Regions from separate parts of the Homo sapiens genome. Here region 2 is linked to region 1. A link is a contact called in ENCODE Hi-C or POLR2A ChIA-PET data. All regions are on one chromosome and are shown on one strand. Each heading gives the region's core, a stretch centred on a gene start or an enhancer-like site at or near the end of the contact. The rest is flanking DNA. Distances are from core to core; before and after follow the strand shown. Region 1 holds the start of IL24 (interleukin 24). Region 2 has its middle 3.1 kb from the start of MIR29B2CHG.

Region 1 (3,675 bases), core at 937-3,436:
ACTCATAACTAGATTCTCAACTGATGTTGGGCCAAGGTTCCTAGGTTCTCTCCTTGACCTTCCTTCTGAAGTAATAATGCTATGATAAGCTCATCGGAGGCTGAGGCCCAGGCACATGTTTGCCTGAACTATCCATGTTATATGATTCCTTCCTCAGACAGAGTGAGCTACTCACGATCCCAGGTGTACCCTGAGGCCAGCCAAGGTGTATCCATGACCTCATGCCTCTGTTCCAGCCTGCCCTTTAACAGCTCATCCCACCTGCCTGCCCTCCCCGCCTATCTGCAGACAGTAGTCTAGGATTTCAGCTGCCCTGGGGGCTCATTTTCCCTCTCAGCTTCCTGCTTTAGCTGTCTCCTGCCTCCCACTCACCTATTACTCCAGCACTCTCACCTGGTCTTCTTTTCTGTCTCATCACTGCCTCTTGACATCTTTATCTCATAGTAGTTAGTTAGGGGTTCTTGGTAATGCCCTAAATCCACATGGTGGGAAGGGGGGAGTGGGGGAAGAGAGTGCGCTGTGGGGCTGTGCCTACTTCTGGAGGGTAAGACTCGGGCCCTCCAGGAACAAAGGATTCAGGCTGGTGGCAGCTATAGCCAAGCAGACTGCTGGCCAGGGATTGCAAAGGAGTATTTTGTTTGCTTAAGAAAATAAACAACACTGAGTATGAGATGGAGGGAGGGGGTGTTGGTGCCAGAGAGATTGGGAAGAGTCTGCCAAGGGTGTGTTCTACTCACTCTCCTCTTTTCTTTCATCTCCACTGAGCTGGAGGCAGTTATCCTGTCCCCCACGTCACATTCCTACTCCCGTTTCCCATGCCTGGACCCAGGTTGGGCAAACTCTTCCTGTAAAGAACCAGACAGGAACTATTTTAGGCTCTGTGTGCCATATGGTCTCAGTCACAACTACTCATCTCTGCCTCTGTAGCACGAAAGCAATTAGCAACAATATGTCAACAAACATATGTGACCCCATGAAAACTTTATTTATTATGGATACGGAAACCTGAAAATAATGTCTTTCTTTTGATTTTTTCCCCAATCATTAAAAAACGTAAAAACTACTCTTAGGTCGCAAGGTTAAGCCATTCTCAGCTTAGCAGTGGCAGGCTGGATTTGGCTTGTGACCTACAGTTGGCCAATCCCTGATTCCCAAAATGTATTCCTCAGGGATGTGGGCAAATACTTATGGGAAATGCTGGATTAAACAGAGTTAAGAAGCATCAGACATTTCCAGGACGGGCTAGCACATGCCAGGGCTCTCTAACTGACCTCATTAGGATTCATCTGTTTCATGGAGGATCTTGCAAGACAAGAATTCCTCAAACCTAGAGTCTGAGGACTGTGCTTTGGGAAACACTGCTCTGCTTGATGCCCTCACTGGGCACATGGTAGAATCTAGAGCTGAGTGCCTTGCTAGCTGGAGATAGGGTCAGAGCTCTTGACTGCCCTGGCAGTCTTGACACATCACGCTGTCTGTGTCCCCTGAGTGGTTCAGAGCCACACAGGCCAAGACTAGCCCACCAGAGCACCAGGCCTCCCAGCTTTCTGGGCTTGTCCATGCGTACATTTCCTTATTCTTCCTGGTTTCCAGAACCTAAGGAGAGGCACATTTTGGTTGAGTGATTATAACCCTAGGGACCATGGGTAGCTGCATGTCAGGAAACACTCCTCAACTTCCTGGCCCTGATGGATTAAAGGAGAGGTACTTACAGGTTATTTCTTCGCTGTGGACTACTGTCCCAGCATGAATAGGGCATCATTATTGAATTATTTTGACAGGAAGGAGACTGGTGTATGCTGCACAGTAATAATGTATTTACATGTGTACAGAGTTTACCAAGCACCTCTGTGTTGTTTTTGCCTCTGTTTATTACACTTGCCCTTGGGGGGAGGTGGGACAAATTTTTTAAAAATTTATACATGCAGAGACTGCAGCGCAGAGAAGCTAAGAGACTTGCCCCTGCCCACACAGCCAGTGGTAGAGCCTGAACTCAAACCCAGGTCTCATCTCACCTCAGGGGCTGCTTTCCCCATCGCTGTATTGTCCTTAAAGTGATGGGTGACTAGGCAATGAAGTAATTCTCTAGGAAAGCATGACCAATTTCCCTTTCTCCACCTCCCTCTTTTTCCTCCACCCCTCCCCCATCAGCCCCCATATATATGCCCAAATCTCCACAAAGCCTTGCTTGCCTGCAAACCTTTACTTCTGAAATGACTTCCACGGCTGGGACGGGAACCTTCCACCCACAGCTATGCCTCTGATTGGTGAATGGTGAAGGTGCCTGTCTAACTTTTCTGTAAAAAGAACCAGCTGCCTCCAGGCAGCCAGCCCTCAAGCATCACTTACAGGACCAGAGGTGAGCATGGGGGATTCTTGGTTACTTTTTTTTGAAGGACTAGACCTCTGCTTTATTTGTGAAAAGGGGTCAAGGTGGGGACAGCAGAAGTCAATTTTTTTGAGTGTTGATGTAGGGACAAGACATGACTGTGATGAGGAGCTGCTTTCGCCAATTTAACACCAAGAAGAATTGAGGCTGCTTGGGAGGAAGGCCAGGAGGAACACGAGACTGAGAGATGAATTTTCAACAGAGGCTGCAAAGCCTGTGGACTTTAGCCAGGTGCGGTGGCTCACACCTGTAATCCCAGAACTTTGGGAGGCTGAGGTGGGCAGATCATTTAAGGTCAGGAGTTCGAGACCAGCCTGGCCAACATGGTGAAACCCTGTCTCTACTAAAAATACAAAAAAAAATTAGTTGGGCATGTGTTTTTGATATTTTCAGATACAAAAATCCCAGCTACTTGGGCGACTGAGGCATGAGCATCACTTGAACCTGGTAGGCAGAGGTTGCAGTGAGCCGAGATCATGCCACTGCACTCCAGCCTGGGTGACAGACTGAAATTCTGTCAAAAAAAAAAAAAAAAAAAAAAGCCTGTGGAGTTTGAAAGAACAGAATGAAAAGACATTGAGGGAGATGCTAAAGCATAGCCCCCGTCCCCCGTGACCCATAACCCAGGGGTCGCCGCCTCCCTAGCCCAGGTACCAGCAGAACCGGGTCTTCTCTGGTCTTCCTCCCGGTGTAGGGGTGGGAGGCAGTTTCTTTAGGTGTCAGACCAGTGCCTGCAGTAAGAAAGGTTCTTAAATGATTGTGTAAAGAAGTACGAAAGAAAGGGAGAAAGTAAGAAAGGGAGGGAGCGAGAGAGGAAAGAAGGAAGAAAGAAAGGTAAGGAGGGAGGGAGGGAGAGAGGGAGGGAAAGGACAAAGGGCAAAGAAGGCAGGGGGAAAGAAATTCTCTGCATCAGTTATAATAAATACATAATGGCGTTAGGTTCCCCAGCTTGGAGGCTCTTCACTCAGTCCTTCCCAACTGGCACTTCAGAGGAAGGCTTTAGAGATGATTCATCTGGAAATCTGATGCCTCTCTCTCATTTGGTTACTAAAAAAAGTGAATTTTTAGACTCAAGAGTGAGTGGTTAGTGGAGGTGGCATAGTCTGTGTGTGACCCTGACCTGCCCTCTGTGCCCCTCCCTGGGACCAGGATTAACCCCTTGCTCCCTTGTGATGAGGAGTGAGGGACAGCCGTCTCCTGGGGAGGAGAAAAAGACCTGCCAGCCTATGTGTGCCTAGTGGCTTCAGGGCAGAACTTGGATAAGCACATGTCTAGTTCAGCTCTTT
Region 2 (3,851 bases), core at 938-3,437, 930 kb after region 1:
CCAGAGGCCTCTGGCCCTGACAGATCTCTGAACGCTCAGCAAGTGAGCTGGCAGAACCTGGTGCCCGGTGTTGCTATGACTTGTTTCTTGATTTCTCTCTCTCTCTCTGCTGCAGCACGGCTGTTGCTAGCAGACCTATCGACGGAGCTTGCTTGCTCGCTCGCTCTCTCACTCTCTCTCTCTCTCTCTCTCTCTCTCTCTCTCTCAGCTCTGTGACGCAGATCTAAATTCTCCAGTCTGCTCCTTGTGTTGCAAGAGCAGAACTGCAGCTTTTCCCCTGGAGAGCCGGAGGGCAGTGCCAAGGCTGGTCAAACAAGGCAAAAAAAGTTGGGCCTACACTCTGCTTCCTTGGCCACACTTTTCAGCTCACACCCTCCCACCTCACCCCTCCTGCACCTCACTGCTCTGGGGCATAGAGGTCCCTGTCCTTTCAGGCTCACTCCTTCCCTGAGGCCTTCTCAGGCATAAGAGTAGCTTAACTCTTTGAGTGGCAGCCCCCAGTGCCCAGACAGGGCTGCCCTGTACTAAATGTTGCAACATGTTTTCTTGAGCCATATGGGCTTCTCCAGCCCTGAGAAAAAATGTTCCTCACCCTGACCACTGTCCCATTAACTCTTTGTGCCACAGACAAGTCCAGGATTACAGTCATAGCTGATTTCTGTTGTTTTTTGCCTTTTTGGCCAAAAACCAGGACCTTTTTCTCCCTGGAATTTCTTAAGGACAAAAAGCGTAATTAAAACATTGCCTGCCTACCCCACACATGAGATCCTTCTATCAGGGCAGGAATTTGAAAAACCAAATTGAACTGCAGCCTGAAGAATCCAGAGTAAAACCAGTCTGGATATCCATCCTTCCTGGGCTCAAAATTTTAGGGCCTAGGTAAATACGTTCAATTACTTTTCAAGTAATTGGCCACACAGTCTCAGAGATTTGGGTTGCTGAGTCATTTGTTCCCAAGAAGATCTGACAACATGAAAAACAGCAAAACAGAGCAACAGCCAAGCCTGGACCTGAAGTGGCCAATGACTGGGTTCTCCTCTCCAGCATGGGCAGTCAAGCAAGATGAGCATCCACGAGCCGACCCCCAACCCCTCCACAATGTTCATGCATGGATGTCCACACTCCTGGAAACTCTTCCAGGAAGGGGTGGTCCACCAATGATCTAGAGATGGAGTGGGGTTGTTTTTGGATACTCACAGGTCTCCACTACAGCAAGCAAAGAGCCCCCAACATTTTCCTGCCCCTCCCCCCAGACGCAAAAATGCTTCCAAGAACAACTGAGATACTAAATCACTAGACCCTACATACCCAGATAGACCAAGGGAGTGTTGGGTTCCCACACTGCTACATCCAAAGAATGCAGAAAGGTTCCCGACAACCAGTTGTACCATATGAGCCTAGACTTGACCAGAAGTGAGTGAGATATTCAGGTCCTGGGTCAGGTAACTTATGAAGTCTATGACATCAAGAACCTTGCAACTTCCAGGAAGATGAATGAGAATGCGAGGCCAGGCAGCTACCTTATCCCATATCTGCTTCCCAGGCAGCCTTCTTCAAGCAACTACTCTGGGCCAAAGTTTCATCCGGCAGAAAGAAGGACCACTTGGAAGACAAGCATGGCACTACACAGTTTTAAAAGAAGACCAGAGTATCTGTGCCAGGCTCCCAGCAGGGGGGAAAGTGCTTCAAATTCACACCTTCTGGGCTCCAAGGTTGAGCATGCCAATAAAGAAGTTACCTACTGGTCTGATGACCAAAGGAACGTGGCCTTGATGGCACTAAAGCAAGTCCCCCAGAAAGGTCCTCTGGTTACTTAAATCCCATTTGCCGTAGTTTCCTTCTCCATGGAAGAAAAACATGCCTAAGTTCATGTCAGGACATTCCTGATTTATCCAAGAGCCCAGGATCAAATAAACAAAGGGCTCTGAGCTCTGCCAGGGAGCCTCCTCCTTCAGGAGGCAGAACTAGAGGGAAGTAGGCTTGGTACAGAGCTGGCCCATCACCCCATGAACTTGGTGAGTGACGTGGCTGCTCACTGCCATGGCGATGGGGATGTTACGGGTGGGTGGAAGTGAGAGAAGAGGCAAATAAGTCATGAGAGACGAAGCGAAAGCGAGGCAGGGTCACAGGAGGAACCTACAAAGCCACAGAATTTGTACAGAGGCCGACTGTAGTCTATGACCGCAGCAAAACTAAGCTGAGTCCCTGCAAAGATAAGTCCCCATCTCAGGGGTGCGGCATGAACCAACTATGACTCGCAAAAACCTATGACAACACTACGTTCAGCAAGGCTTTGTTTCCTTTCATTTTCCCTCTAAATCTTTTCCTTCCCATGACCCCGTTGGTACGGCTTTGATGACTGGAAGAACACTAGGGTTTTCGGTTTTGCTCCGGTTTGAATAAAATGACACAGACATACATGGAGTGGTTTTAAAGAGTGGAGAATTTAATAGGCAAGAAAGAAGGAAGAGGCTTTTCCTGTACAGAGACAGAGGGGGGCTTTAAGCCGAAAGAGGGAACCTTGAGTGCGGTGGAAAACAGCCAGTTATATGAGGAGGCTGGAGGAGGCAGGATTAAAACAGTCATTTTAGGTACCTCTGCCCAATTCTAGGTCTTCCTTCTATTAACCTGATTCTACAAGGCACCAAGAACAAAAAAACCCGAATGGGATGACCAGGAAGCAGAAATGAATTCAGTTCCAAAAACATGGGAGGATGTTTACTTAGCAAGCACGCTCGAGCCTACAAGGAAGCAGTTTTACAGGGTGCTGCATGCAGTGTTTGATTTCAGGGGGTAAAGATAACTTCAGAGTGGGGAAAAGGTGCTGGCTCCTTCTACTCACCCTCAGAGGCTTGGGGAGGCCAGGCCAGCACAAACTTGAAAAGGCAAGGCTTCAGCTCAAGCCCAACAGGTTGCCGGCTCTCTTTGGCTCCTCGGCAGCTACCGGACTCAGGAACTAAACAAACTCTCCAGACTTCATGAGCATTCCGTGGCCTCCGACTGATCTGGGTCAAAACTTCGAAATGCCAAAGACAAAGAATTTTTTTCTTTAAAGGGGAATGAGCTGAACTTTGACCCGCCCTTGTTCAGGGTGTGGAATGCAAGCACTGTGTACCGGCCACAAACTCCAGTTCGGCAGGCAACAGCCAGAAAAGCAGTCTTCATGCCGGCTTCATGCCGGCCTCCCTGTCCTGTTTCCTCTTTAGGGCCAACTCGACGGGGTCTAGGTCTTTACCTCGCTCTCCAGACAGGGAAGCTGTGCAGAGGACACATTCCAATCTCTGTTATCTAGAGCTAGAGTGGATGTTCTAGATAAATCTGGCAGCGATCTGGTCTCAGGTGGAACTGACAGGCCCAGTCCACAGCAAGATGGCATTTCTGTTCACTCCCTGGGAGCTGGTGGACAACAGGCGCTTGGTTACCACCTGAGGTAAATCATTTATTAAGTACCTACTAAGTGCTAAGCCAAGATACAGCACAGGAAAAGCATCAGAAACAGTCCATCATGGAGAACACACACATTCCAGCTGAGGCTAAGTATTCCCAAATTTGCATTGCTGATATTTAAAACATCTGCTTACTTTAAAAGCTGAGATCCACTTTTGCAATGAAATAATATCAAACATACTGCTTGGTTCCCAGGCTAGCTCACAAAAGCCCATTTTATCCACTCCAGGAAGTCATCAACTCCAGTGTCTTCAGGGGCCATGCAGGTAATGAAGGAGTACAGTGGCCTGGGGAGGGGATGTGCCCAGTGGAAGGACCGTGCCACTCCTGATGGGCCACCCTCCTGGCTCTGCCTGCTGGGGACCATCTGGGAACAGAGACCCAAAGAGTCCAGATCATCCAGG

The links. Hi-C counts contacts between places; a loop is a spot of excess contacts on that map. ChIA-PET counts read pairs that join two places held with the same protein, here RNA polymerase II (POLR2A). Pooled maps may share reads with other maps.
Region 2: a pooled map shows a loop between it and region 1 (8-fold over the local background). The contact joins the enhancer-like site here to the promoter of IL24 in region 1. A Hi-C loop is called at or near these places in 1 of 168 maps with a recorded cell type or tissue (gastrocnemius medialis) and 4 of 50 pooled maps. POLR2A ChIA-PET finds 5 or more read pairs at or near these places in 1 of 52 experiments (A549).

Annotation. Positions count from the first base shown.
Region 1 is chr1:206,895,257-206,898,931 of GRCh38, forward strand. IL24 (interleukin 24) reads left to right here and starts at 2,187. Exons shown (of 7, transcript NM_006850.3): 1 at 2,187-2,359; 2 at 2,475-2,620. The coding sequence starts at 2,577. LOC105372879 (a long non-coding RNA gene) reads right to left here and starts at 862. Exons shown (of 2, transcript XR_007066836.1): 1 at 738-862.
Region 2 is chr1:207,823,869-207,827,719 of GRCh38, forward strand. No RefSeq gene overlaps it. Among named protein-coding and RNA genes, the nearest start is that of MIR29B2CHG, 3.1 kb to the left of the region's middle. RefSeq lists enhancers at 476-525, 2,072-2,191. Within about 2 kb of position 2,188, at least 25 of the 41 ENCODE cell types and tissues checked have a DNase peak (open chromatin) inside an H3K27ac peak, as active enhancers do; they include gastrocnemius medialis, where a contact is called at or near this core.